2 separate regions of the Homo sapiens genome follow, and region 2 is linked to region 1. A link is an interaction called in ENCODE POLR2A ChIA-PET data of the cell type or tissue named here. Cell type or tissue: endothelial cell of umbilical vein. All regions are shown on one strand. Links, peaks and the distances in the headings refer to the core of each region. The heading gives the core; the rest is flanking DNA. Region 1 overlaps SIL1 (SIL1 nucleotide exchange factor). Region 2 overlaps SIL1 (SIL1 nucleotide exchange factor).

The links. ChIA-PET counts read pairs that join two places held together with the same protein. Peaks named below come from ENCODE experiments on the same cell type or tissue, not always from the same donor. Only the 100,000 strongest peaks of a DNase experiment are listed, where the experiment ranks them.
Region 2: POLR2A ChIA-PET joins it to region 1 with 5 read pairs; 3 of 35 experiments call an interaction of 5 or more read pairs at or near these places.

Annotation. Positions count from the first base shown.
Region 1 is chr5:138,984,108-138,986,909 of GRCh38, forward strand. All of the region lies in intron 7 of SIL1 (SIL1 nucleotide exchange factor), which reads right to left. Among named protein-coding and RNA genes, the nearest start is that of LRRTM2, 110 kb to the left of the region's middle. In endothelial cell of umbilical vein, for the core only: no CTCF peak of the experiment used is centred there; a DNase peak (open chromatin) is centred at 1,424.
Region 2 is chr5:139,175,526-139,178,327 of GRCh38, forward strand. The region is part of intron 1 of SIL1 (SIL1 nucleotide exchange factor); the gene reads right to left. Among named protein-coding and RNA genes, the nearest start is that of SIL1, 21 kb to the right of the region's middle. In endothelial cell of umbilical vein, for the core only: no CTCF peak of the experiment used is centred there; no DNase peak of the experiment used is centred there.

The sequences.
Region 1 (2,802 bases), core at 258-2,757:
ACCTTATATAACCAGCAGGCTCAAGTGTCTGGTCTGTCCTCTTGTCACTGAATAGAGCAGCTGTGCTTGCAGGACTTCAGGAGAAACAGCACTCAAGGCAGATGAGAGATAATATCCAGGCTCAAGTACAAAAGAGGAATGAACTCCTTAGAACCTGGATGCCAAGGATTACTTAGTCTCAGGCAGGACTGATACTATCCCACCAACCCTCCCTCTCTTACGGTGTTTTTTTTTTTGTTTGCTTTTGTTTTTTTTTTTTTGAGACAGAGTCTCACTCTGGAGACTCTGTCACCCAGGCTGGAGTGCAGTGGGGTGATCTTGGCTCACTGCAACCTGTGCCTCCTAGGTTCAAGCGATTCTCCTGCCTCAGCCTCCCAAACAGCTGGGACTACAGGCATGTGCCACCATGCCTGGCTAATTTTTGTATTTTTAGTAGAGATTGGGTTTTGCCCTGTTGGCCAGGCTGGTCTCAAACTCCTGACCTCAGGTGATCCACCCACCTTAGCCTCCCAAAGTGCTAGGATTACAGGCATGAGCCACTGCACCCAGCCTCTTATGCATTCTTGAGGCCTGTGAGCTCTAGAGAATCAGGCATAGCCTCCCAAGTGGGATTACCAACCCCTACCATCCCCTTATACCCAGACAAAAGCAGGAAGGAAAATCTGACCACTTCTTGCTCTTGAGGGCCCAAGCTAGGGTGTGGGCAAAGGGTCCAGCTGAGTCTAAGCTGGAAAGCAGGGCGATGCCTCTGATAAGAACAAAGGCTGTATCAGACACAGGGGATGAGATGCTTCTCAGGCGCTATTCTTCACAAAGGGGACACCAGCAAAATAGGCAAATTAAACTCATTTGTGCCTGGCACAACGGCAGCAGTGGAAGCTACAGCCAGAGCAGCTAGAGGGGCCGAGGTAATGGCAGGACATGGCAGTGGGCACATGGGGAGAAGAGAAGCAGGGCTCAGCTCTTATCTCTATAGCATCCTAAGGGTGTGGCATGGGCCCTGGTTCACCAGCTCTGATGTGGGACCAAGAAACCTCACCTCCATCCCTTGGGGATATTTTAAGTATGTTCAATTTTGAGAGTGCCAGAGTTAAGAAATGCTGTCAGGGGAGTTGTTTTTGTGTGTTTTTGGTCTCCTTCTGAGATGGCTTTGCTGTACTTGTTTCCATCTAGGGATGAGTGAGATCCCTTATGGTTCCCTTTGACCTGCCTGATTAGCGATTCCACAGGAAAACACCTCCCATGACAAAATGAAAGTAGACTTCAAGCCACCTTCCTTCAGGCTGACTCCTGTGTAAATGAGCTGCCTGCAGCCTGACTCACGGCAGCTCAAAATGGAAAAATGAAGAGAAACAAACCAGTGTAGTTCAAAGGTAAGGGTGAGACTTGCCTATCACGTGAAGCTTCTATGGGCCTAACCCAGCACGCTGCCAGGGACTTGGCATGGGTATACAATTCAGGAAGGAAGGAACTCAGGGCACACTTCTCAAGCCAGAAAGAACCTCATATCTAGTGCTCTTGTTTTCACAGAGACTTAAAGTCTCACAGAAGTAAAATGATGGCTTAAAAGTCAGTTCTCTGACTGTCGACCCAAGACTGTATCCCATGTGTCCAGACTCCTGAGTTCAGGACTAGGTCAGAGTCACACTGAGTCAGGGGCCCCTGTACATATTTGCATCACCTCCCACCCCATGGCCATGGCTAGAGATAAGTGGTGGCAGAGCTGTGGGCGGGAACGTGGACTTCCTCCCTCAGCGACTGGCCAGTGAAGTAGAGCCCGCTGATGAAGGCAAACCCTGCAATCTCCAGCTCCACAGATGATGTTCTGTACTAACAGGCTCCCTGGCAAGGCAGCAGGGCACCCATCATCCTAATGGACTTTGTGATTAACATGGCTAGTCCACCTACAGCGCCAGGCCCTCTCCCTTCCCTCCCTCTGGATTGCAGGGTCCCCACAGGCAGCAGCTACCCCAGGTGTCTGTTTGATCCAAACATTAAAAAAGCGTCCATTCACTATAGCAAAGAGGCAGTTATTTCAAACCTATACATTATGCATCCCTGCTGGAAAGAAAAAAGAGCAAAATTAAATTAAAATTCTCTCTGGAAGATTTCTGCCCAGAAAGACAGAAAAGCACTCTGGAGTTGTACCTAGTTCCCAACTCCAAGCAGCTCTCTGCTGCCCTTCCCCTGCTTCCCCTCCTGGCTGGACAGCTCCAGATGTGTCTCTGAGTTTCAATGATTCACTCTAATGATAATGCACCCTCTGAACAAATCACGGACTCTGATTGATTTAGGACGCAACTTGCACAAATACCTGTAATCTAGTTCTAATCTTGTTTGTTTCCATTCCAATTATCCTGCATCAATGGTTTAAAAATGGGAACCGTCTGGTGCATACATCCAATCCATTTTAATAGAGGATAAATCTGGGTTATTGTGACCCTTTCCTCTCCCAGGCGCAGGACAACACCAGCCCTCTCAAGGCACTGATTGGGCAGAATCAGCTCTAACTCTATTCAACTCTTCAAGGATTCAATTAATCATAAAGCCAATTCCATTCTAGGCTCCATCTGTCTTGCCTCCTTCGGGGACTAATAATCACTCACTGTGTGTTTTTACACACTAGTTGAACTGAAATTAAGACTGATTTCATCATGGAACACTCAAAAAGAAAATACATTTCTTGAAGAAAAATTTCAGAGCTACTTTAAAGTTCTGTTCAGATAAAGATATTTGTAAATATAAACAAAAACAATTTTAACTTCAAACTTCTTGACATTGTAAAATAATTCCTGCCCCCAA
Region 2 (2,802 bases), core at 303-2,802, 190 kb after region 1:
CTGATGGCTTCACCAAACATTTAAAGAACTAACATCAATCCTTCTCAAACTTTTCCAAAACATTGAAGAGGAAGGAATATTCCCTACTTTATTCTCTGAGGCCAGCGTTACTCTGATACCAAAGCCAGACAAACACTACAAGAAAACTACAGACTGGCCAGGCGCGGTGGCTCACGCCTGTAATCCCAGCACTTCGGGAGGCCGAGGCAGGCAGATCACCTGAGGTCAGGACTTCAAGACCAGCCTGGGCAACATGGTGAAAACCCGTCTCTACTAAAAATACAAAAATCAACTGAGCGTGGTGGCGCATGCCTGTGATCCCAGCTACTCAGGAGGCTGAGGCATGAGAATCATTTGAACCCGGGAGGTGGAGGTTGCAGTGAGCCACGATCTTGCCATTGCATGATCTGGGCAACAGAGTGAGACTCAGTCTCAAAAAGAAAAAAAAAAGAAAACTACAGACCTGTTTCTCTTATGACCTTTTTTGTGAGACAGTGTCTCACTCTGTGGCCCAGGCTAGAGTGCAGTGCCACAATCACAGCTCACTGCAGTCTCAAAACCCTGGTCTCAAGCAATCCTCCCACATCGGCCTCCCAAAGTGCTGGGATTACAAGCATGAGCCACTGCACCCTGACTCTTTGCCACTTCATAAGAAGGTGGCCTTTCCTTCAGTTTCCAATAACATGTTCCTAATTTCCATCTGAGGCACCATTAGAAGGGCCTTTACCATCCAGATTTCTATCTACATTCTGATCAAGACCACTTAGATAATCTCTAAGAAAACGGAGGCTTTCTCTACAGCTCTCTTCTGAACCTTCGTCGGAATTACCCTTAAGGCTCCTTTCATGGCAATGCACCTCAAAACTCCTCTAGCCTTCTACCCATTACCCAGTTCCAAAGCTGCTTCCACATTTTAGGTATCTGTTATAGCAACACCCTACTTCTCAGAACCAATTTCTATCTTAGTCCACTCAGGCTGCTATAAAATAAAAATATTTTAGACTGGATAATTTATATATAACAGAAATTTATTGCTAACAATTCTAAAGGCTTGGAAGTCCAAGAACAAGATGCCAACAGATTCAACGTCAGGTGAGGGATCTCTGCTTCATAGATGGCACCTTCTTACTGGGTCCTCACATGCAGAAGAGGCAAGGAAGCTCCTCGGGCCTCTTTTATAAGGGCACTAATCCTATTCATGAGGGTGGAGCCCTCATGACCTAATCACCTCCCAGAGGAACCACCTCGAGGGTTAGGTTTCAACATATGAATTTGGAGGGGACACACATTCAGACCATGGCACTATCATTATTCCCTATTTAGAGCTGAGAAAATTAATGGGCAGGAAAGCAAAGTAAATAGTCCAAGGTCACATAGCTTCCAAGTGGAGAAGCTGAGATTCTTTTTTTTTTTTTTTTTTTTTTTGAGACAGAGTCTCACTCTGTCGCCCAGGCTGGAGTGCAGTGACGCAAGCTTCGCTCACTGCAAGCTCCGCTTTCTGGGTTCATGCCATTCTCCTGCCTCAGCCTCCCGAGTAGCTGGAACTACAGGCGCCCGCCACCACAGCCGGCTAATTTTTTGTATTTTTAGTAGAGATGGGGTTTCACCATGTTAGCCGGGATGGTCTCGATCTCCTGACCTTGTGATCCACCTGCCTTGGCCTCCCAAAGTGCTGGGATTATAGGCGTGAGCCACCACGCCTGGCCTTTATTTTATTTATTTATTTATTTATTTATTTGAGACTGGCTCTGTCACCCAGGCTGGAGTGCAGTGGCACCATCTCGGCTCACTGCAACCTCCGCCTCCTGCTTTCAAGCGATTCTGCTATCTCAGCCTCCTGAGTAGCTGGGATTACAGGCACACACCACCGTGCCTGGCTAATTTTTGTATTTTTAGTAGAGATGAGGTTTCATCATGTTGGTCAGGCTGGTTTCGAATTCCTGATCTCGTGATCCACCTGCCTTGGCCTCCCAAAATGCTGGGATTACAGGCATGAGCCACCGCGCCCAGCCGAGAAGCTGAGATTCTAACTAAAGTCAGCCCCAGTCCAAGGGCCAAGCTCCTAACCACTATGCAGCATGGCCTTCCAGATGAATAAGTGAAAGGAGTAGTGGGCAAGGCCACAGTATCACTAAAGAGTCTGGTCTAGGGTCTATACCCGCCCACCATGCACTTAACACTTGGTCTGGCAGCACGTAACTCTGACCCAGTTTTCTTTATACCACAGGCAACTCCTAAACCTCAGTTTTCCTGGACACACAGTGGGAGGAACAACTCCAGCCCATTTCTGGCCCTCCAGACATTGGTTGCTGCCAAGAGAGAACATGTGCACATCTACATCAACCAGAACTGAATGTTACACAAACCACAGGTGCTGGCTTTGCTAACTTGGCACATCACATCTCTGGGAGTTGCCAGTGTCAGTGGCTTAAGTGGTCTAAGGTGAAGGGGGTAGCCCTTACCCAGTAGTGACAGCCAAGAGAGGGATGGTGACACAGCAGGTTACAAAGGACTCTGTAGCTGTCAGCCGTTAACATGTGACAAGCCTGAAACCTCCAGGCCTTTTTCTGTGCAGATGGAAAGATGCCAAGTGCTGGCACCCTGGGCCACCATGTCTGCTGAGTGGCCAGGTGCCCCAACAACACACTGACTACTGGCACTGAGAGAGCACATGAATCAGGAGGAACAAGGCCACACTAAAGGAGATTAGTCTCAAGATTGCCATTTAGCTGACTGAAGGAAAACAACCTATTACAGTAATGTTCCTTTTCTGATCTTCATTTTCACTCCCTCAACAAAATC